Regions from separate parts of the Mus musculus genome. Here all the other regions are linked to region 3. The links are chromatin loops, found by intact Hi-C in ENCODE. Cell type or tissue: heart. All regions are shown on one strand.

The links. Hi-C counts contacts between places; a loop is a spot of excess contacts. Peaks named below come from ENCODE experiments on the same cell type or tissue, not always from the same donor. Only the 100,000 strongest peaks of a DNase experiment are listed, where the experiment ranks them.
Region 1: it touches region 3 in a loop (5-fold over the local background); 11 of 42 quality-filtered maps call a loop at or near these places.
Region 2: a loop joins it to region 3, with 6 times the contacts of the local background. A loop is called at or near these places in 25 of 42 quality-filtered maps.

The regions. Positions count from the first base shown.
Region 1 is chr17:29,849,689-29,857,688 of GRCm38, reverse strand. It overlaps Mdga1 (MAM domain containing glycosylphosphatidylinositol anchor 1), which reads left to right. Exons shown (of 17, transcript NM_001368423.1): 2 at 1-99; 3 at 5,073-5,247; 4 at 7,001-7,197; 5 at 7,917-8,000. Among named protein-coding and RNA genes, the nearest start is that of Mdga1, 35 kb to the left of the region's middle. In heart, no CTCF peak of the experiment used is centred here; a DNase peak (open chromatin) is centred at 4,388; H3K27ac peaks cover 254 bases; H3K27me3 peaks cover 3,585 bases.
Region 2 is chr17:29,878,495-29,886,494 of GRCm38, reverse strand. All of the region lies in intron 1 of Mdga1 (MAM domain containing glycosylphosphatidylinositol anchor 1), which reads left to right. Among named protein-coding and RNA genes, the nearest start is that of Mdga1, 6.1 kb to the left of the region's middle. In heart, a CTCF peak has its summit at 3,384 (motif pointing right); no DNase peak of the experiment used is centred here; H3K4me3 peaks cover 381 bases; H3K27me3 peaks cover 3,851 bases.
Region 3 is chr17:29,791,487-29,799,486 of GRCm38, reverse strand. No RefSeq gene overlaps it. Among named protein-coding and RNA genes, the nearest start is that of Ccdc167, 78 kb to the right of the region's middle. In heart, CTCF peaks have their summits at 2,485 (motif pointing right) and 3,209 (motif pointing left); no DNase peak of the experiment used is centred here; H3K4me3 peaks cover 875 bases; H3K27ac peaks cover 1,332 bases; H3K27me3 peaks cover 5,089 bases.

The DNA of each region.
Region 1 (8,000 bases), 58 kb before region 3:
GTGGTGAAGGAGGATAACATCAGCGAGCGGGTCTACACCATCCGGGAGAGCGACACCCTGGTGCTGCAGTGCCTGGTCACGGGACACCCTCGGCCCCAGGTAAGATGGACCCTGGCCTTGCTAGGCTCCTATTCTCACCACGCTGCACACTGCTGCACTCTGCCTGGGATCAGAGTTTGAGAGGAAGTGGGAGCTGGAGACTACAATCCACAGAGCAAGCAATGTAACAGGACAGGAAAGACTGGGACGAGATGACTAGCCTAGAAATGAACTCTTCAGGGAAGTGTTGGATGCTGCTGTGGGTACCATCACCTGAGAACATTGCTAGCCAAGAGAAAAAACAAAAAACAAAACAGAATACCAGTTGCTCTGTTTCACTCCACCCCTCAACTGTGTGGAACAGATACATCTTTACACACACCCTCAAGAAATGCTAGAGGGCCGGGCGTGGTGACGAATGCCTTTAATCCCAGCACTCAGGAGGCAGAGGCAGGCGGATTTCTGAGTTCGAGGCCAGCCTGGTCTAAAAAGTGAGTTCGAGGACAGCCAGAGCTATACAAAGAAACCCTGTCTCAAAAAAAAAAAAAAAAAAAAAAAAGAAAAGAAAAAAGAAAGAAAGGAAGAAAGAAATGCTAGAGGACAGACTGTATGCAAAGGAGGCCCCTTGCCCATTGCACTCTTTCTCTCTCTCTCTCTGACTTCTCCAAAGGCCCCATTTTACAGCTAAGAGAAAGTGAGGCCCTGGGGTGCTGGGCAAACTCCTGAGGTCCCACAGCACTTAAGGAAGCGGAAGCAGAGTTTGAGTTTAGAAGCTGTGCCCTCTGTAGCTTGGCATGCTGCCCTCCTCTTTGGGTCAGAAGCTACAAGGATAATACAGGCGGTACTTGGGTCTTTTGGCAGGCCAGAGCAAACTTTGACGGTTCAAAGACGCAAGGCAATTAGAAGAGGACAGAAGACAAGTGTCTGGAAATGCCAGATGAGTTTTTGTCATAGATCAAGTGCTCAGTTCAGGCAGGAGGTGGTAGCTGGCTGGCTATTGCTGATGGAGGAGGCAGGTAGGGGGGAGGGCTGGAGGAACCCACTGCCTGGCGAGCCGCTGTGACCTTTAATACTTGAATAGCAGCAACAGAGGTGGCAATTGGATTCTAGGAAGGACATTGAAATACAGAATCTTTTTCTTCCCCCCCTGATAATTTGGGGGAACGGAGACAGCTTTCATAGCTTTGGCTTTGAGATAAGCAGATGCGCCAGGAAACCCCTGAAGATTCCTTCCACCTAAAGCCTCCCTCCGTGACGGCTCGATCACGCTCAAAGGTTTCTTTGGCATTGAAGACTGTGCAGCTGCCATTTCTGTGAATCTGTGTGTCACACGGGATGGCAGGGAGGTGGCTGGTGAGTCTAGTGAGGAGGTTGCCAGGCTATACCCACCATCTGTGCACGAATCCCGTATGTCCCCACTGGTGGTCATGGCTGGGTGACGGGGCCCCATGTAACCCAAACAGAGCCTCAAATTGCTGCCTAGCTAAGGATAACTTTGAACTTTGACCTTCCTGCTTGGACTTGCATACTGCTGACACTCCAGATGCAAGCTTTGCGTAACGCACGTCTGGTTTATGCAGTGCCAGGGATGGATCCCAGGTCTGGTTCATGCTAGGCGTGTTGGGTAAGCACCCTCTGTCTTCCTGTTTCCATCACTGGCTTCATCGTTCACCCTGTCAAACAAGCTTACATTTTTGGCTCTGCCCCCATTTCCCCCATAGCTGGCTGGCCAGACTCTGGCTTTCTGTGTGGTCTCCTCTCCATAGGCCCACCTAGCTCAGAGCCTCAGCCCTTTCCCTGGTCCTGATACCACTGAGGGAGATGGAATTGATCTCCCAGGCTCTTTGCTTGCCCATTCCCTTCATCCCGTTGGAATGAACACCCTCGAGTCTGCTCTGTTACCTCCTCCCGTCCCCCTTAGCACCAGCCAGTGGCTCCCCATTGTTTATCAGCTTTGCTTAAGCCCCTGGGGGTGCGACTGCAGACTTTCTGTATCCTGGCCCCACTTACCCCTACACACTGCCTCCCTCGGACTTCAGCCCTACTGCTCTGTGTACTGGCCATAGGGGTCTCTCTCATCATTCCCAGTATGTCCCATTAATCCCACTTCTGATATTGAGATAACTTCTCCCCAGATGCCTCCTTTCCTGCTTGCTTCCTTATCGTGACAGCGAGCATCTGTCATGTTCCAAACACAGCACTGGGCGTCAAGGATGCAGCTAGGAACCTATCCATCAGGGGAGCAAGGGTGGGGCCTACAAACCAGGCCAAGGTCAGGATGGAGAACTGAGTGGACACAGATCCCATCAGTCCAAACAAGAAGCAAGGGTGTGGGCATGCCATGGCCTGAGATACCATGGAAATCTATGCAGAATGGGGGGAAGCCATTATCCCAAGTTCTTTGCTGCCATTCAAGTAACCTAGTGACTTTAGGTCAAATTATTGGTCAGGGAGAAGGAGTGATCTAGAGCTAGCAAGCTGGAAAAGGCAGAGGGCTAGGGGTGTGCCCCAGCAGCAGGAGCAGCTGTCTGGTATGCACTCTACATTGTTGCAAAATAAGGTGTCGTGATGCACACCTGTTGTCCCAGCACTTTGGAGATGGAGTCAGACCGGTCTGGAGTTCAAAGTAAGGCCAGCCTGGGCCATTGGAAACCCTGTTTGGAAAATAAAAAGGAGGATGTCCACCAGGTAGGTGGTGAATGCTTATGTAGGGAGTGGCAGGGGTGGGGCAGAATGGACAGACAGATGGAAGCCAAGTAGTCCTCAGGGTAGTCACAGACTTTGTGTTCCGAATTTCTGATGCGAAGGTGTTGTTCTCTTTGGGCCCCCGGAGTGTTCTGGTCTCTTTAGGTCTAAGGAAAAGTTATGGATAAGAAAGACGATTAGTCCCAAAGTTAATTACAAGGACATAAAAGGCCCCTCTGAGAATGAGAAGAGAGTTAAAAGTCACCTTTCCCTGGAGTATGGGAGAGACAGAGAAAAGCAACTGTTCTTTGCTGGACAGGGGAAGAGAACATTTGCTGGGGGTTGGGTGGGACAGTTTTAAAACTGTCAGGTGACAGTCTGTGATAAAACTAGCGGGAGACACCGCTGACAGCCCAGCCATGTGACGTCTCAAGTTAGTGGGATTTTAAGTCAACTAATAGCAAATTAATTGAGAGGGTTTAAGGATTCCCCCCCCCCCCCGCCTGGGTGACAACAGCAGTGATCATAAGCTGAGGAGTCTGAGGCTGTGCACAGCTCAGCAGGAGGTAGAGCCGGCTACATACACAGAGCAGTAAGGCTGAAGTCCGAGAGAGGCAGTGTTCCCATTGCTGTGGGGACAAAATGCCAGAGAAGGTTGACGACTTTTACCTCAGCATCTCACAACTCTCCCAAAGCATGCCCCTACTGTGACAAACTTCTTCAAACCAGTTCCCACTTTCCGGTTTTCACAATCTCCATGCCAGCACATCGGAACCCATCAGTGGTCCATCTCCTCAAAGCCTTGAACACAGGAACCTTTCGGGGATACCGTGATCCAAACCACAGCAGGGCTACAGGTCAGTTCAGGACTAAACTGAAGTGGATGCCCAAGAGCTCCTGCCTGCGAAGCCTGTCCCCAGGGTCACAGCAGGGTACCAACTCCCAGGAGAAAGCAGGACCTTGCCTTAGGTCTTGATCAGTTTGGTACAGGGAAAAAGCAAACAGAAATCATAGAAATAAAAGCAGTAGTGTCTTTTTTTTTAAAGATGGTTTTAATACCTCAGAGACAGCCAAAGAGAAAATTAGTGAATTGGGTACTAGAGCAAAGATATTAACCACAAGTCTGGAGAAGCAATGGAAATCACGAAAAGGGTTCTGAGGATGTAGCTCACTTAGGAGAACTGAGTGAGCACGAACCCCTGGGTTTGACCCCACAGCTGTATTAACAGACCCGGTGCTGCACTCATAGAATATCAGCCACTGTGGAGGTGAAGGCAGAAGAATACAGGATTCAGTGCTACCTGTCAGCTTCATAGCATTGAAAAACAATCTGGGGAAGGAAAAAAAAAAACAGAAAACCAACACAAAACCCAAGTTTTGAATAGCATGTTAAAATCCACATAGACAAATTAAGGTGACTCCTCAGAGCATGGTCACTTACCGAGATCACTATTAATAATAGAAACTGTTGACTGACTAATGCGTTTGAGGCACCACATTTAAGTGCTTCGCTCCCTAAGCCTCATAACTTGCAAAGTAGGCATTATGCTATATTAGTTATTGTTGACTGGCAAATACTTCAAAATGCAGGGGCTGAGTCCCGGAACACTTCTTGTCTCCCAGTGCCAGTGGCAGGAATCCAGCAGCCGGCAGACTCTCATGCAGGCTCTCTCAAAAGGCTGCAGTTGGGTGTCAGTCATCCCAGGAGGAGGAGTGCTGGAGAACTCTTCAGAGAGACGTGGTTGCTGATGGCCTGAGGCTGCAGCCTCTCCTAGGCTCCTCTCCACAGGAGTGCTTAGGGCAGGGGAGCAGGGCTTTCTCCTCTTCAAGGCTGTGATGGAAATCAGTTTCCTATCCTAGTCTAGGCTCTCCCCTGCTGAAGTCTATTGGCCACACAGAACCTCGGTAGAACAGAGGGCAGGACCTACAGAAGAGAGTGAAGCCCATAAAGCCATCTTTGAGACTGGCTGCCAGCAGAGCTCTTTCACATGCAGGAGTGTGAGACTGAGGGCTGAGATCACGAAGCTAACAAGCAGGTCAACACATGCTCAGTTAGCAGTCTTCCCAGCACTAATATATGCTCGTCCAGCCCTCCATTAACCCTAGGCAACTTAGCTAGGAAAGAGGCACAAGAGGCTCACTCAAATCCCATACATGTCCTGACAAGACCCACAGCCTTGCCTGAGAGCCTTCTCTCTCTGCCCCTCAGTTCTTCTCACTGTGGCATCCTAAGGGTCATGAAGGTCAGGCCTGGGTCCACCCTCTCCGGTACCCTGGAGAGCATGGGGCAGGGAGGGGACGCCTGCACAGCAGGGCCTTCAGTCTCAGTGTGGTGACTGCCCATCCAGGTGCGGTGGACCAAAACTGCCGGCAGCGCATCGGACAAGTTCCAGGAGACGTCGGTCTTCAATGAGACTCTGCGGATCGAGCGCATCGCACGCACGCAGGGAGGTCGCTACTACTGCAAGGCGGAGAACGGAGTGGGCGTGCCGGCCATCAAGTCTATCCGCGTGGACGTGCAGTGTGAGTTATGGTCTCTCGAGGTTCTGGACCCTGACGGGACGGGCCCTTCCAGGGCTCCGGACCCCTCAGGGATGAGAAAGGGAGATAGGATGGAGCAGTGGCAAGGTAGTGAAGGGCTGGAAAGACCTCTCTGGAAATGGTCAGCTGTGTGTTGCCCTTCCGCCCTGTATCTCCCTAAACCATTTCTGCATTTCCATGTCCTCTCGTGGACCTTGATGTAACCCTTTAAACAGCATATTGAATTGTACTTCTTTCTCAGACGAAGAAAAAGCAAAGTAACCCAGTCTTGGCTCCGGCCACACCCCAGAGTGGGGACAGCCTTCTGTGAGAGTTAAGGATACAGGATCAGCTCTGAGATTCTGCTCCTTGCTACCCTGTGAAACTGTAGACACCCCCCCCCCAATGCAGCCTGGGCTGTATGCTAGATCCTCTGAGGAAAGTTTAAATTTTTATTTATTTCTGTAGTGTGTGTAGGGGGTGGAGTCACAGGACAAGTTGAAGGAGCTCTCTCCTTCTGCGTCCTGGGTCTTGGGGATCAAACTTCTGCCATCAGGCTTGGTGGCGGGTGCTTTAAAAGGCTGAGCCATCTCTCCTATCCTCATCTTGGGCTCTGCTCCCAGAAGTTCTTAGGTGAGTGACAGGGAATGCACCAGGCATCAAGGATGCCCTAGGCCATCCGTTCAACAGTTGTTTACATTTGCATGCGTGTGTAAGCACCACTGGTTTTTAGATGTAGTGGGTGTTTCAAGGAGCTAGGCTAGGGTGGGAGCCACCCGTGGTCAGGAGGCAGCGTGCACCCTAAGAAGGCTGCCTGGCACAAAACAGGAAGCTCACTGAAAACATTAAGATCCACTTGGTTTTTTTTTTTTTTTTTTTTTGCTTGTTTGGTTGGTTTTTTGGAATTTGATCATGCAGTTCTCAATCATGAACTTTATACATTAGAGCATCCTGTCCCTCTGTCAAAATGTCAGACACGCCTGCTGGGTAATTCCCTGATACACTCTTCCAGCAAACAACACCCCAGAGACGACCACCACCCAGGAAGAGATCTAGGCATCAGCGTTACACAGAAATTCCAGTTCCAATGTGGCTTGGTTGGTAGCATGTTTGCTCAGCATGCAAAAGGCCCTGGGTTCGATCCCCGGCCCTGCACAAACTGAGTGTGGTGGTGTATGCCTGTAAAAACCAAGCTTGGGTGGTAGAGGCTGGAGGATCAAAAGTTCAGCCTCTGCTGTGTAGTGAGTTCAAGGCCAGCCTGGGATATGTGAGACCCTGTCTCAAAATCAAAAACAAAACAAAACAAACAAAACACCAAAACAAAACAAAAAATAACAACAAACAAAAAAATCTCCGTATCGTTTAAACAGAGCTGAAGGCTACCCATTTTCTAGTCTGGTTGGTCAATGAGAAAACTGAGGCCCAAAGCAAAAAGGAACTTAGGCAGGTTAGCCAATGAGGGAGCTTAAACCTGACTTGTTTCCAGTCTATAGCTTCCTGTTCCATCCTATACACCCCGTGTAGAGGTAGAGGCCCCATACAGGTCCTTGGGGAGGCCAGCTGATAGGGAGCCTGGAAGTCATCGGATCCAGTTCCCTACCTCTAACAGCTTAGTCAAAATTGCAGATCCTACAGCAGGCATCTGCTTCCTGTGTCCTTTGAAAGTAGCTCTGCTCTCCGAGCCAAGGGCTTCGTGAGGCCCGAGCCCCCTGCTCTATGGTCACTTCGTCTTGACTTAGGGCTGGTGTCCTTGCAGACTTGGATGAGCCTGTGCTAACGGTGCATCAGACAGTGAGCGATGTCCGAGGCAACTTCTACCAGGAGAAGACCGTGTTTCTACGCTGTACCGTCAGCTCCAACCCGCCCGCCCGCTTTATCTGGAAGCGGGGCTCCGACACCCTGTCCCACAGCCAGGATAATGGGGTTGACATCTACGAGCCTCTCTATACTCAGGTCAGGCTGGGCCGCTGGCTTCACCCACACACTCTTGTGCCCCAGGAGAGACCGGGGTGTGGGGTGTTTGGTGGGAGGGTGGGGGCGGGGCTGAGGTTTGGAGACTGGTCTGACATCATCAATTCCATGCCTGGGTGAGAGGCTGGAGTTCACACAGCTTGGGGTAAATTCAGAGCAGAGAGGTCAGAGTGAGCCCCAGACAGGGCCTCCCAAAGACGACATGTTCCCTGGAATACGGCTGGATAGGAAAAAAAAAAAAAATCCGAAGGACAAGCAAGCCATCCGTGCCTGCTACTGCGGCTGAGATGGGGACCCATGAACAGATATAATAGGAGTTAGGATGGAAAGGCCCCTCTCAGTTACAGGAGATGGTGACAAAGCCATTCTGCCAGGAAGGCTTTTTAGAAGTTCCTCCCAGCCTTATGGGGCCTGTAAGCCCGTCCCGTGTTGTGTGGGTTACAAGCCACAAGGGTATTCCCTTCCCACTCCTTCTCTTCCCAGAGGGAGAGACTAGGCCTGACCCTGGCATCTGCGCACCAGGGCAGAGCCTCTGCCATAGAGAAGCCGGTGGAAGCTCAGAAAGAGGGGGCAGGGGCTTAGGGAGATATGAACTAGCCTAGGAATTGCCTGTTGTCTGTGGCGTGGGATAGATGAATGAATGTGGGGGACCCCAGGAGACCCAAGCAGGTCCCTGACTCCAGTGATCCACCGCCACCCAGGGGGAGACGAAGGTCCTGAAGCTGAAGAACCTGCGGCCCCAAGACTATGCCAGCTACACCTGCCAGGTGTCCGTGCGCAATGTG
Region 2 (8,000 bases), 87 kb before region 3:
TAATGATGTGTGGCTGGGGTGGGCAGGATTCTCCTGCTTTCTCTGGGGCTAAGAATCTAATTATTCTCTTTGAGAGTGGAGGGTGTTGGACCCAGACAGTGTGGGTGACAGAAGCCATATCCCCTGGCTACTAGCTTCAGGTCTTGGGTCTCTCACTGTGCCAGGCAGAAGGAAGGAGCGTCCCGGGGAGGGGGTATCTGGAAAGTATACGCTCCTGGGCTCTAACAGCTTGGGCTTAATTCCCTGGTGAGGCCAGCCCAGGCATCCAGCCAAACTCTGCTTCTTAATTAGTTTGTGTGTCTCTTACTGCCTGGCCCCTGGCATAGGCCAGAAAAGGCAGGCGGGAGGGATGCTGCAAGAGGCTGAGCTTTATGTATTGGGGGTGGGGGGCTATAAAACAAGGCAGGGGAAGACACCAGAGGCCTCAGAGTTCCTGTTCTCCGGAATCACTAAAGATATCAGCAGCTCAGTCACTGCCACCTTCAAGTGGCTACTGTAACTTGCTCACACACCCTCCTGAGGTGCGGGTCTGTCAACGGCACCTTTCTCCTGCGTCCTTGGGCTGGTCTGATGACACTATCTCATGCTCTCTGGCTTGGGTTTCTCCATCTTCATCTGGGTGGCCTGATGTACATTTAAAGAGTCCTCTCTGGGTTTACTTAGGAGCCCCAACAACGAGGACAGAGGTTAGGGAACAAGAACTATGGTCTATGTAGACCCTCATTTTCAAGCTTCTCTGTCCCATCTCTCATATGCTGGGGTCCCTGATGCTCTTGTTACAAGTCAGGAAGGGTAGATATACTGGGTCTGCTCGCCCCTCGTTCTTCAGGGGCACTCTTTGCTCCTGAACTTAGATAGCTTGGCTCCAGGCAAAGCTGGGTTGTAGAGGGGATTGCTGAGTGGGACATCTTTTTTAGAGGTGAATGGGAATCGGGAGAAACAGGAGCTAGGGTGGGTGGACAGTGTCCCTTGCAAGGTTACAAAAGCTTGGTGACACCTCAGCAGGATTGGAACTAAGGAGTGTGGTAAAGAGCCAGGATGTGTTCTACCCCACCCATTTCTCTGAACCCCAAAGCAGATGAAGCAGATGAGTGGGAGTGTGGAAGTATACAGGGATGGAGATGTCCACCCTGGCCATCCACCACAGCATCCAGCCCCAGTCTGGTACCCGGCACCCTGTAGGAATGCCAATGAGATCGTTTGAGTATGTGAAGAGCTAGGGTTAGGGCAGGCTGACAATGCTTCGCGAGATTCTCAGGTGTATCCTAAGCTTGGTATTCACCAAGACAGAGGGCTTTAGTTAAGGTTCCTACTCAGAGAGCATGAGGCCCTAGGCTTGCAGCCCCAAGAGAGGGAAGAGTCTGAAGTGCTGGGGTTCACTAGCACGGAGGAGGGAGAGGTAGGATGTTAGTGTGTGCTGGGGATAGACTTCAGCTGCTACCACCTTTCTATCCTGGGCCTGTGCTGCTGCTGCTGCTGCTGCTGCTGCTGCTGCTGCTGCTGCTGCTGCTGCTGCTGCTGCTGCTGCTGAGGATTGTTCCATAAGGAGGGCAAGACCAGTCCTAGTGAGAGACAGCTGCTTAGAGCCCTAGGCTCTGCTTCCCGCTGGGTCCATGCTCAACTCTAAAGCTGGCCAGCAGCAGCAGGATTGGGGAGGCCCTCACAGTCTGGCCTAGGCTCTGCATCCCACTGGGTGGCTTTGCTTTTCTTTGGGGCCACAGATGCTACAGTGGCCGGGTGTGGGACCAGATGGTCCATTTGGAGGGGGGCCTGCTCCTTCCCTGCTTCTCAATCTCTAGCCTAGTTTGTTGTTTTCAGGGCGGATCCTATAATCTGCCGGGCGGGTGTGTGTGTGTGTGTGTGTGTGTGTGTGTGTGTGTGTGTGTGTTTGTGTAGCGCTGAGGTGGGCCCCAGAGAGGTCTAGTTCTGTGACAAAGACAGTAGGCTGGTGAAGGAGAGGTAACAGGCTCTATGAAGGCTGAGTCAGAGACTTCCTATTCTCTCAAAGCAGTTAGGGGCTTCCAGGCAGGGGCCAGTGAGCAGGATTCAGCTTAGTGCAAAAACACAACAAACCCCTGGATTATTTAATATGCAGGAGTGGGAAGTGACATTCTCCTTAAGACAGGTTGTTTGCAACTTACTGGGGGAAGTCAAAATATTTCACCAAAGGTGTCATCAGAAACTACTATCCTATGCTAATTTTTGTGGGAACATGAAGACAGATGTTGAATAATTTGACAAGAGCAACATCGCTTACAGAATTATCACCAAGTCAGGTTCTCCCCATCTCTGAGGAATGGGGGTGGGGAGGGGAGAGGAATTTCGGGAACTGAATTTCCCAGTGTGGGGTTTCTAGTATTGAGGTGGGTGGAGACACTTGGGACCTTTCCCTCTGAGTTCCACACCCCTGCCTTGAAAGCGGCTGTATAAGCTCTTACCCTGAGAAGCAGGTTCTGGAAGCAGGTAGCTCCGTGGGTCAGCAGCAGGCTTAGGTTTTCCTAACTCCCCAAGGAAGGTCCCGCCTACTTTTGTCCCCTTTCCAGTTTCATTCTTTGTTGTAGACACTGCCCGAGGCAAAGATTGTTTTGTGTCCATAAATCCAGGCTATTTTGCCTGTGCTGCCTTTGGCAGCTCCCCCAAGGCTGCCTGGGGGCTCCCCACAGGGTCATTCTATACAGCTCCTGGTTTGCATCTGCCCCTTCCTACTCTGTAGACTGGGTATCCAAGTATCACACATGGGTGAGGGTCTGGGGTCTGGAAGCTAGATTGGAAGGGATTGTGAGAATAAGGAAAGTACCCTTAAGGGGCAGTCTGGGACTATCGGAGGGGCCTGCGTGTAATTGGCCAGGTCTAGCTCTGAGCTGCTGAGGCCGGGTGGCAAAGCCTCATTTAGAGCCCTGTATTAGCTCTGCTTTGCTGGAACATGAAGGGATGGGCGGGGGGCTCCATAGGGAGGTGGAGGGAGCTAATCACAGCCGCCAAGGCCTGGCAAATGAATGATGCAGGAGATCGATACCTGGGGTGGGAGTGGAAATCAGGCTGTGGTAGCAGGGCTAGCTTCTCCTGGTTGCCCGGGAGGCACGGAGGGGCCCTGGAGTATTAAGGCCCAGGGGGAATGTGTAGGATCCCTTCCTCTCAACCCGTTCCCCACAGGAACCCCGATGACTCTTTCTGTGACTGGGTTCAGGAACATTAGACCAGAAGGTACCTCACCCACAAAAGTTGGGGAGACTTGGGATGGAATTTCAGCTCTCTCAGTCTAGAAAAGGCTCCACTTCACCTTCTCCCTGCCACACCTCAGTTTGAGTAAGTCCCTGATGCCTGTGAGCCAGAGAGGTGGGGTGTTATTCCCTACCGACCCCTCGTTGTAAAGCTGGTGCTGTTCTTCCAGATATCGCCAGCAGGGGGCAGGCTTGGCCACCATATCGCCGCTGCTTCCCTTTCTTTGCTGGCCTCCTCACCCCATTACAGAAGGAGACACATAGTCCCCTTTGTCACCCCTGCCTAGGGTGAAAGGGGGCTCTCTCCAACTCCCACATACCTGATTCAGAATCCAAGGGCACCCACCATGGATAAAGCCACACTTCCTGCATTTTCAAGATGACTCAGTTCTTCTCTGGGCCATCGAGAACTTTGTGGGACTCTGCTGAGCTTGTGGGGCTCTGGCTATAGTAGGCGGTGTGTGGGGAGGGATCTAATACCTCTGCACAATTGCCTCTATACAAACCTAGGTACGGTCCCTGGCCGGCATCTCCTTTTCTGCTGTCAGAAGACTAGGGGCCCACGTGGCATTTAATAACTGATGCAGGAGGCAGGCGAATGCTGTGCTTAGCTCAAAGGAATGGATTTTATTTATTTTTAAACAATGGAATCTTCCTTCTTCCTAAGACTGGATATCACATGTGCTCTGCAGAACAATCAAGGAATACACAAAAGTCTAAGAAAATAAAACTCGCCAGGCGGTGGTGGTGCACACCTTTAATCCCAGAACTTGAGAGGCAGAGGCAGGCGAATTTCTGGGTTTGAGGCCAGCCTGGTCTACAGAGTGAGTTCCAGGACAGCCAGGGCTACACAGAGAAACCCTGTCTCGAAAAAAACAAACAAACAAACAAAAAACAAAACAAAAAACAAAAAAACAAAACAAAGTCAGAAAATAAAACTCAGCCCCCCCATGCACTGGGTATGGCTCTCCCTAGCATCTTTTAGTATAAAGGAGAGTGACCCATTTTAGGGAGTATCCTTGGTGAAGGTGATGGCCAATCACAGCCATGGTGGTAGCCCCGTGCCCTGCCAAGGCTTGATCTGACTGTGGTCTTCATTTCCAAGATACTCTGAGAGCTCACAGGACGCCTGGCATTGTCCTTGAACTGAGGTCCAAAGTCATAGGTAACCTACTCAGGGTGGCACAGTTGGTAAGAGGGGGGTCCCGGTGTTGGTCCCATGGACCTTCTGGGTAGGGAGAAGGAAAATGAGGAGCTATGTTTTGGGGAGGTAGGGGTATCTACTGAGTCTCCACCTCTGGTAAAGCTGGTTCTGGGCTTGACATGAGTCATGGAAGGAGGGAATAGTGCCACAAAGATCCCATAAACCCTTCATGGCAAAGACAACATGGAGACCCTGGACAGAGAGAGGGTCACCCTGTTGGCCAAGCATTGATTGAAAGGAAATCAGGGCTGTGACGATCAGAAGGCCAAGGGATGATGATGGTGGTGGTGATGGTGATGGTGGTGATGGTGGTGGTGGTGATGGTGATGATGGTGGTGGTGGTGATGGTGATGATGGTGGTGGTGGTGATGATGATGGAGATCATGAATATGCATACTGTCTCCAGCTTGCACCAAGCCTCCAGGAGAGATAGACTCCTAAGCCCATATCACCCCTGAAAAAGACAAGAGGTTCAGATAGATGGAGTTGCAGCCCCTGCATGGGGCCCAGAGTTGTGGACTGCAAAACCCGTGTTGGTGGGTGGCCTGGGAAGACCGGCAGGAGGGACTTGGCAGGAAGGGAAATTGTGATGTGGGGCAGTGTGAAGAGATTTTCTGGGGTCCCTGTAGGGTGCAGAGTTCTCTTGAAGCTTTCTTTGGTCTGGCTGAGCATCTGGGTGAAGGAACTAAAAGAGCTGAATCTAAGCGGATTTGGGGAGGTGGGGTGAAAACCAGCTCTTGTTTCTGCCGGAGTTTGCATGGGTATGGAGAGAGACTGACCATAGCACAAGACCATGCATGTAATTCATCTTACTGAGTGGAGTGTGGTACAGACCAGAGGACCGAGGAGAGAAATGGGGGGCCAAGTTCATACACGGTGGCTGAGGATAGGGGCCACCCCTGGGGAACTGTCTCCAAAGCAGAGATCTTTGCCTAGGGAGGAAACAGCACAGATAGCTACAGAAGCCTTCCAGCTTGGGAAACAGCCAGTGCAAAGGCCCTGGGGCACGGACAAAAGCTGGCTGGTTAGGACAAAATTCAGGAGTCTGTTGTGAGGAAGAGAAAGAGCAGGAGGAGGAAGGAGGGGAGTGGATAGGGTCAATCAAAGGAGAACCTCAGTTTCTCTGTCTGGAAGGTGGGTTTGCCACTCCTGGGGTTCACAGGGAAGCCTCCCTGGGATGCCAATACTTTGGCAGCTTTGAGGTGAACTATGGGGACTAATTCTCAGGAATTAGTCAGGTCAGATGTCTGGGACATTGAAGATTGTGTAAGAGTTTAAGTGGGATGGGACACGGTGGAGGGGTTTGGGGCCTAAGAGGAGAGCAAGGGGGAAGTTTTCAACTGAGTTCCTTGAAGAAGGGGAAGGGGGTGAAGTGGAGACCCTGCAGAACACGGTCACAAGACCAGAGCGAGGCAGGGAAAGAGATCCCATGGGGACAGGAGCTGACAATGGCCCGTGGTTTGCAGTTGGGGAGCGGGCTCACAGTGGGAAAAGGCAGAATAAAAAGCTGTTGATTAGACAGATTTGGGGCAGGGGAGTGAAAAGGGCGGGGGCTGGACTTCTGAATTGCTGCTTGATCCTGTCCCAGCGTGAAACCCCAGAAGAGAAGCTGCCCAGGCCAGACTTCTGTCAGTGGGCAGACAAAGACCTAGGCAAATAGCTTTAATGGTTGGGGTTTTGTTTTGAGGTGGGCTGGCTCGGTTGTCAAGAGTGACCTTGAACTTCTGTCCTTCCTGCCTTTGCGTTAGAAGAGCTGGGAGCCTTGAGGACTGAACTCGGGGCTTTGTGCATGCGAGGCGAGGACGCTGCCTACTGAGCCACGATCCTAGCGCTGAGTGTGGATTTGAAGGGGAGCTTTGTGCATAGGTTGCGTGGCAGGGAGGCTGGTGTGTGAGGAGAATGCAGATCAGAAGAGGTTACTATGTGCCTGGACTTATGTCCACAAAGCAATATGGACATCACCAGAGAAGGGATGTGTCCATGAGGCTAGTGGCTGAGGCCAGGGTCCTGAAATGTACCCATGTCTAGGGAGAAGAGAGGGAAGAGATAAAGTCGATCTTGTTTGGGAGGCATGTCAGGCTTGAGAAGGGATGGGGGACCTGGAAGGCAGGGGCAGATTTGAGGGGTACTGGGTGAGGTAGAGGAGGAGGTGTTTCAGGCTCCACTGAGGGCTGGAGGTCCCCCAACTTTCCTCAGGAGGGCCTTGGTAAAACTCAGATCTAGGCTGTTCCTAGCAGAGACACTGGCTGGTACCAGTGGATTGCTCTTTGCCTCACAAGGGCAATAGGCAGGCAGTCAGGGCCCAATGGGTACCTGGCTGCCTCTTCAAGGAGAACCTCAGTTTCTCCGTCTGGAAGGTGGGTTTGCCACTCCTGGGGTTCACAGGGAAGCCTCCCTGGGATGCCAGTACTTTGGCAGCTTTGAGGTGAACTATGGGGACTGTCTCGGGAGCAGAGGCGGTGGCCGCAGACAAGGAACGTCCCCGAGTGGGTGCAGCATGGAAGCAGAGTGTTGAGGTAGGAAATAGTGGCTGCACATTTGAGAAGTATGGAGGACCACGGGGGCCTGAAGTGAATCTAACCTGAGTCCTGCTCCTCTAACCCTGGTAGAAGGTGGTGGCTTCGGTGTGCGTGGTGCCTTGATGGCTTGGGAGAAGCTACCCCAAGCTCTTTTTGGTTCCCTTCTGGCCCCAGAGCCAGCCAGGATGCTAGGATTATCTGGTGGGTTCGAAATGGTGAGGTGGCTTGTTTAAGTCTTCAGGAAGTTATCCACAGTGCAGGCTGGACCCCCCGCCGCAGGAGCTCTGCAGACAGGAAGCCCTGAAATTGGTGCTTTGCTATAGAGGCTTCGTGGATCGACACGGTTACATCAGAACAAGTCAGGCCCAGCTGCATCTTCTCCCTGGGATGTCGCCAGGGCATGTCTGGACTTCCAGGCCACTGCCCAAGCTGAGGGTCAGGCAAGCTCCACCCCACTCTGGAGCGTTAATGCAGTCCCCTTATTATTCCCAAAGTCACCAGCTGCAGCCTTTTGGCTTGGATGGTTCTCATAGAAGATTCGGGCAGGGAGATCGGGATACCACTTTATTCCTGCCTTTAACCACAGAGTATCCTCATCCCAAACCAGCTAAGGGCTGAAAGTAACGTGTGTGTGTGTGTGTGTGTGTGTGTGTCCCTAAGGTGCTCCCCACAGCCCTCATTTTCCAAGTGGAAAGGTTGAGGGTCAGGCTGAGTGATATATCGAGGTCCTACAGTCAGCAGGTAGGTGGTAGAATCGGGATTTTAACTCAAAGCTGCCCAATGACAGACTTCATGCCTGCCTGTACTACAACTGTGAGGCTCCTGTGGTTTGTTCCCTAGACTTTCTTGGGGGGATGGGTTGATTCCTGAAGCGGCATGAGGAGCCCTGGTGTCCTTCAGGGATCATGTTTACCTGCGAAACCCTGAGGCTTCATTCTCTGGCTCCTCGGGTCCAGGGGTTGCTCCGGGCCCTTTCCACCTCGGGGTCTCTGCTTAGACAACAGCCCCCGGCTTGGCTGCACATAAGATAACCCAGGACAGCCCAACAAATATCAG
Region 3 (8,000 bases):
CCAAGATAGTGGCAAAGCAGACACTGGGGGTGAGGCTGTCATCTCAGGCCTCAAAAGCCCCACACTGACACCCCGTCCTCCAACCCACCTGAACCACAGGAAGTTTGCTGTCAAGGCAGTCATGTGTTTTTTCTGTTAGCACCGTGCAGTCCACCTGTGCAGGCTGGGGAATCACTTCTCACAAAGATGCCACGAGCTCCCGCCTACCACTTTTACACTAGGGGAAACTGAGTCCCAGAGCTGCCACAGGGCAGGAGATTCCTGCCTCCTCTTGAGCCTCCCCACCCCCTGTTTTGTTTTTGTTTTTGTTTATTCCAAGACAGGCTCACATGTAGTTCATGCTGGCCTTGAACTTGGTATGAGAGAGGAAACTCTCACCATCCCTAGGGACTGGCCCAGCTCCTAAGAGGCAGGGCCAGGGCTCAGTGTGAGGCCTCCTGCCCCAGAGACACCTCATTCCAGTTCCAGACAGACTCATCATGGCCTGACAGAGCTCTAGCCAGTCACCCGTACTCCATGCCCAACGGGGTGCCAGCTCGTCAGAGGGGGCTTCATAAGAGCCCGTGGAAAGAGAGCCCCCACGTGTGCCTGGATGTGACGCAGCCATCTCCACGGCTCTCATAACCACGTTTCATCTCCTGCTCGCCGGTATCGACAAAACCCTCATCTCAGCCTGCTAAATGCCTGCCTCATTTTCCACTCTATCGACAGACTCCATTTGACTTAACTGGCCCCCATCGTGCGGCAATTGGAAGGCTTCTTGTTGCTTTAAATGAGGGGGAGGAGCAGGCGCCAGGCCTGGGTTTCTGCAGGCACAGCCCAGGAACAGGGTTTTCCATCACCACTAGCACCTGGACAGCTGGGAGAGGGGTCGGGGACAGGCCTGGGGCCCAGTAGGCGGCACTCTGTCCTCAGCCATCCTCCTGTCCTGCCAAGATGAGCATGCCTTTCTTTGCTGAGGAGACAAGGGATACAGCTCTCCGGCGACTGACCCTACCCTGCTCTGGCCCGCTTCCTTCTTTGTGACCTCTTTCAATCCTTCCCCAAGGCAGAGGCTGCAACTCTGTCTGAATATTCACTCAGCACCACCCACCTCACCCAACCTGCCCCCACTGACCTTATATTTGGACCTCACCCACGCCGCCCCACCCCCTCCCTTTACTCGCCCTGCGCATCTCCAGACCACGCCCACTTCATCCTTCACAGCCGGGTCTTACCCTCCTAAAGCTTCCAGGGCTGGGAAGAAATTTGGGGGATCATATTCTGGGGATAGAACCACAAACAAAGGAGCCAATGTTCCAATGTGGACAGATGGGTGGACACATAGACGAGAGGCGTCTGCCCCACAGGTGGAGGGGCGCTGCGGTCGCTGGGGAGGAGTGTGGATGACTTCAGTGATGTGATTCAGGGATGCCCGGCTGGGAGGGGAACCTGCACAAAGGGAAAGATGTGGGCAGTGTGGACAGAGCTCCCCAGGTCGAGAGACTAGTGAGTGTAAAGGGCCTGAAGCAGGAGAGGCAGGCACTTTCCAGCAATGGCAGGGAGTCGGGATAACCAGAGTGGGCAAGATGGCAGGGCCTGCTTTGGCTCTTAGGTTGGACCACGTAAATGAGTTCATAGAGCAGGGCACAAACTGGTTTCCTGTTGAAGAGCCCTCTGGCTGCTGTGAGAATATACTGGGGAGGGAAGCAGGAGACACAAGGGACACAGGGGAAATGGGGACAGAAGCAGAAACAGATGTGATAATTCAGGCAAGGGACAGCGTAGTTTGGAACAGATGGTGACAATGGAGCCTGTGTGAGCACACATGAGTGCGTACACACACATGCACACACATTCACACACATATACATATATTTGCACACACACATGCACACATATGCACATACACACATACACATGTGCACACACATAGATACACATTCACACACGTACTGGAATCTAAGGCTCCATCTTGTTTGTTTGTTTGTTTGTTTGTTTGTTTGTTTCAAGACAGGGTTTCTCTGAGTAGCCCTGGCTGTCCTAGAACTCACTCCGTAGACCTGTAGACCAGGCTGGCCTCAAACTCAGAAATCTGCCTGCCTCTGCCTCCCAACTGCTGGGATTAAAGGTGTGCACCACCACTGCAGGGCTTAAGGCTCCATCTTGAAGTTAGGAGCAACAGCATTATCAGTTGTACAAAGAACTCTGGAGACCATTTACAGGAGCACAAACTGGCCCAGAGAAGGGAAGGGACCCATCTCAACAACACAGAACTTCAGGTCATCTACCCCAAATCCAGCTTGGTCTCCCTACAACTGGTTTTGATCCCAACACCCCTTTCTGTGACCCTCTTTGTCATCTCTGTCCCCAGAGCCCCCTCCCCCGTTTCTCTCTTTCTCCTGGCCCCCACCCTGCAGATACCTTGGGATCAATTTCCTCCTTTCTCAAGACTCAATTTGGAACACAGTTACTGAGGAATCAGCACCGTGAATCCCAGCAGTGGCCACCAGGTGTCCGTGGGCTCCTTGCAATCTGGGCGCCACACCTCTCACCTCCTCTCAAAACCGCGACCCTCACTTCTCATTTTTCCTGCAGAGGATCTGGCTGCCCCACTCCCACCCGCCACCACCCCCAGCACAGCTCTGGACAAGTTCATCTTTGTCAACTAATTATTGAACGGTTTATTTCACACCAGGAAGTGATAGCCGCCTGTTAAGTTAGCACCTTAATTACACACACGCATTCACACGCACCACAGAGGTTGGTATCACATGCCCTCCCCCCCCCCAAGGGTGGCATCACGCCCCTGCTGTCCCCCCTTCCCCGCGTGGCATCACGCGCCCCGTCCCCTCCCCCAAGGGTGGGAAGAAGGAGCAAGGTTGAGACCTGACTATGTGGCCCTGGGTCGGGTCCCTCTGGATTGTGCTTCATGGACATACTCAAATGGAGTTCTCAGAGTCCGTCTACGAACAGAAAAGGGGACCCAGAGAACTAAATGAGGTCATAGAACAGGCAGGCTTCTACTTTCGTCCAGGGTAGTCTGAGTATACAGGAGACACTTGGAACATCTGTCCCACCACCCACGTGCCCACTATCTTATATCTCATGCCTGCTGGTCTCCTGGCTACCCCTTTACAATATTGGGCAACCCCTACCCTCAGGGCCTTTGCTTTTCTGTGCAGCCCGGGCTCTGTTCTAATCAGTTCCCTCCATCGCCCCCTGCTGGCCTGCCAGTAGAGATTGTCTTTCCAGAAGGAACTCGGAAGAGCCTTTTAAAAATTGTTAACTGTCACCAGTTTCTCTGTTTCTTATTTTCCCCCTTCAAATATTTCGTTATACTCAAAACTGTGTTTTCCTTACTTGTTATCCTGTGTCTCTAACCAAAGTACGAGATATATAAGGTTTGGGAATTTTTGTGAGTCTCACTACCACCCACTTCTTCCTCCAAACCTGTCTGTGTCATCAGCAAGGAGGCCTGTGCCTGGCATAAAATAAACACAGTTAATCACTGTCAGATGAATGAATGGATGACAGAGAAGATGGAAGAATGAATGAATGAATGAATGAATGAGGAGCTATTAGTGTGCAATCCTATGAATGTGGTAAGATCAAGGATGATCCGTTCCCCCAGAACCAGGAATTTGGGGGAGATTCTTGGTAGAAATCGGGTTCCCCCGTCCAAAGAGGAAACTGCAGGAAAAGTCATTTTAAAAGGCGAGAGCTCCTGTTGATTTCATGTCTGCGCATGCCTCAGGGCTAGCAGGTCTGGCTTGCCCCTCCATCAGTCTCTGGCAGATCGGTCCCCACCACCCCTCCCGACTCTCCCCAGGGAGGGGACAGGAACAGGAGAAGTTGCAGACACTTTGATTAACTCCCCAGCAAGAGTCCCCACGCCTGTGTCTCCTTCTCATCCCCGCCCCCCTTCCCCCCAGGCAGTAAGCGGGGACAGTGTGTGGAGGACTGGAGGATGGGCAGGGGCGCTGCGGGGGGAGGGGCACGGGGACCGCGGCTCTGAGTGGGTGGAGAGAAAGGTCCTCATCTCTTCGAGCTGAGATTCTGTTGCCCTTATTCCAGGCCTGAGGGGTTGGAGGCCCTGACAGCCAGAGTGGGCCTGCAAAGCTCCAACCTGCTGTCCCCTCCTCGGCCCCTCACCCTCTCTCTCCTTCAAGCTGGGCTGTCCCTCCCCACCCCGAAACGAAGATGGTGATTTTTTTTCTTCTTTAGAGCCAGTTTTCCCCCAAATCTCTGGAGATGCTGGGAGCTGCTGTTTCCATGGAAACCTACCCGCCAACCTCACGGAGGTGGAGTTGGGCGGCCGCCCCCTCCCCTCCGCCTGCACAGCCTGGCTCTAGCACGCAGGGGGCCCAAGTTGCGAATCATCCCCTCCCCCTTGTCCCCCGATGGGGCTCTCAGACTGAGCAAGGCAGTGTGTTTGGCTTTGACCTGGCCTGGGACCAGTACCAACCAGGCCAGGCAGACATGGGGCGGCTATGGGGCAGGCGGCAGGTTTGCATAGCATCTTCCACTCCCAAACAACTGACAAGGGACCACCTCCGCCACCTCAGCCAGGGACCGGCCCTGAGGCTGGATTTTTTGTTTTGTTTTATTTTGTTTTGTTTTGTTTTTTTCCTAAGAAATTCTTCAAAGCTCCCACTTATCTCTGATCTGGGGGTTCCCCTCATTTCTCAAGCCACTCCATCCGAATTCCTCAGGGCCCAGGCATTCAGAATGTAAATGATAAAAATCCACAAAACAATAGATAAATAAAATAAGCAAAATTCTATGCAACTCAGGTGAGGAAGAAATTGATCCCAAGGTACAAAGAGAAGCTTCTAAAACCTGGCCCCTTGGGCCTGGAGCGGGGAGGGTGTTGAAGAAGCCAGCTTGTCCAAAAGACTGGATGAAGAAGTGGAAGGGAGACTTCCCTCCGCCCCAGCAAGGGACCACTGTCCCCTCAGGAGGCCACACAGGAACTTCTGCACAAATATATCATTATAAAAGTGCCATTGCACACGTGGCTCCCTCCAGGTCCCCATCCCAGGCAAGGAGGTGTCACCCAAGGGGTTTTCCTGGGTGACAGAATGTCTTTCTGGCTGTCATTGTGGTGACACGAATCGATAAATGTTAAAATTCATAAAACCACACAAAAATGAGATCGATTTTACTGTATGTTAATTTAAAAAATAAGGTCCAGCTGCACCATACCCCCTCCCCAAATCCTCCAGTGTCCAAGATGAATCATGTACCAGCAGACCAATGAGCAGGTAAAGTACAGAGGATTCTCTGCCACCTATCCCCATCCCCCATTCCCAATGGGCTGTGGCTTTAGTTTCCAGCCATATTCACTGAGGCAGGAGCATTTCCAGTTTGAGACTAGAGCCAGGCGTGGTGGCGCATGCCTTTAATCCCAGGCAGAGGCAGGAGGATTTCTGAGTTCAAGGCCAGCCTGGTCTATAGAGTGAGTTCCAGGACAGCCAGAGCTACACAGAGAAACCCTGCCTCAAAAAAAAAGAAAGAAAAGAACAGACTAGGCTATGAGAAAGCTGTGTTCTGAGTACAAGTCCAAGCAGAGAGATGTCTGCTTTGTGGGAAGAGCATTTCGGGGCTTCTGAGGGAAAGCTCTCTCACAGTAAAGACCCCGCTGAAGCCAGACCATGGGCTCCAAAGGCCATAGAGACAGTTTTGTCCTGTGAACCTGATGGTGGGGCTGCCCATAAGCTGCTTGGGTACGCACTCATACACGCGTACACATAATGCCTAGTCTAATCCCAGGTAGGATGCATGCTTTGGGGGTGACATGCGCCCTCTGAGGGATGGAGGGATGCTTTTGGAAAGGACTGTAGGGAAGGGCTCTGTAACAAGGGACCTGGGTCACTCATGTCCCTGCCCTTCCCTTTTATCTCTTTCTCCAGTCAGTCCCTGTACTTCTCTAGGCTGGCTACTCTGGCAATGTGTTTCCTGCCCTGCCTTCATTAGCTCATCTTTCTCCCTCCCTTCCCGATTTCTAGACTGGAGCAGTAACCAGTCCAGGAGCGGGGGTGGGGGTGGGGGTGGGGGTGTTAGGGAGCCAAATTTGTCACAAGAGGAAAGTGTTAAGATCCTTTTATATACTTTAATGCATGTGCATACTACACACACACACACACACACACACACACACACACACACACACTCGTAACAATGAAGACCAGAAATCAGTATTGAATCTTCGTTGATCACTTTCTTTTTTTTTTTTTTTTTTTTCCATTTTTTATTAGGTATTTAGCTCATTTACATTTCCAATGCTATACCAAAAGTCCCCCTTACCCACCCACCCCGTTGATCACTTTCTACCTATACTTTTTTGTTTGTTTGTTTGTTTCTCAGGAAACCCAAAACTCACCATTTCAGGTAGACTGGCTAGCCAGTCAGCTCCCAGAATCCCCGTGCCTCTGCCCGCATCTCCCAGCTTTAGAGTTACAGACAAGTGCCACAACGCCAGGCTTTTATGCGGGTGGATGCTAGGAATCAAACCCAAGTCCTTATGGGTTTACAGCGGGCACTTTACCCCTTGAAGCATTTCCCCAGACTCTGTGACAAGATCTTAGTGTCCCTTTGTGATGGTTTGTATATGCTTGGCCCAAGGAGTAGCACTATTAGAAGGCGTGTCCTTGTTGGAGTGGGCGTGGCTTTGGTGAAGTGGGCATATCCTTGCCTGAGTAAGCGTGGCACTGTGGGCATACGTTTTAAGACCCTCATCCTAGCTGCCTGGAAGTGAGTATTCTGATAGCAGCCTTCAGATGAAGATGTAGAACTCTCAGCTCCTCCTGCACCATGCCTGCCTGGATGCTGCCATGTACCCACCTTGATGATAATGGACTGGACCTCTGAACCTGTAAGCCAGCCCCAATTAAATGTTGTCCTTTATAAGATTTGCCTAGGTCATGGTGTCTGTTCATGGAAGTAAAACCCTAACTAAGACATCTTTCATCCATGCTCAGAAGAAGTGCTCTATCAGCAGGCAGTGAAAATGAACGGAAACCATTTGGGGTAAGATACCTGCCCTCCCAGAACTATGAAACTCATCAGGTCCCAGGCTAACCAGTTCTCTTTATTTTTCCTTGTTTTCTTGGGCTCTATCTTAAGTAGACCTGGTGGTTGGGTGGGGGCTGAAGCAAGGAGGCTTAGGTCTTTCTGCTACCCAAGGATCTCAGAAGAGAAAGGAGGAGAAGAGAAGGGGTAGGGGGAATTCTCCTACTGCTACCCCTACAAACTGATATAAAAGTGTAAATCGATCTCTTGGTCTGTGCAATGCGTGCAGCAGAAGTGACCTCAATGGCTTGTTTGTGATGAGCAAATGAGTCAGTAAACACCAGGTGGGACCCTGCATGCTGGGGGCGGGGGTGTTAGGATGCTCAGAGCCTGGCCCACGTGAGCAAGTCAACATGTCACATGATTCCTGTGGTCATGCAGACCAGAGTCCAGCTCAGGGAGAGACACACCAGCATTCCCAGAGCCTCAAGGACCTCTGCCTATCCCAGCCCCATGGAGGAGCAGACTGTAACGGCAGAAACACAGAACGTTCTTTTCCGTCTGAAAGGGAAATTTTCTAAATATTCACTCACAAGTGTTTACGCTAGTAAATGACACCACACATCTGTGATCATCATTAGCACAATTCAAGCTCAGGTTCTGCCATCTGGGCATGCAATGTCATCCCACCTGCTCTCCTCCTGTGTGGGGTCTTGGCGCTGGTTCTGGCCTTGGAGCTGTGAGCAGAAGAGAGGTATCTTGTCTGGGCTCACCGTTACCATTCCTGGCGTGGGTCTGCCTGGCAGAGAAGAGATGGCTGTCTGTTAGCCAGTGTCCCGAGGGACTCCTCTCCTGGCCACCCATAAGAAACACTAAGAACTCACATGGTAGGGGCTGGAGAGATGCTCAGCGGTTAGGAGCAAGTACTGCTCTGGCAGAGGCACCTTGGTCAGTTTTTAGCACCTATCTAGGTGTTCGCAACTGCCTAGAGCTCCAGCTCCAGGGGC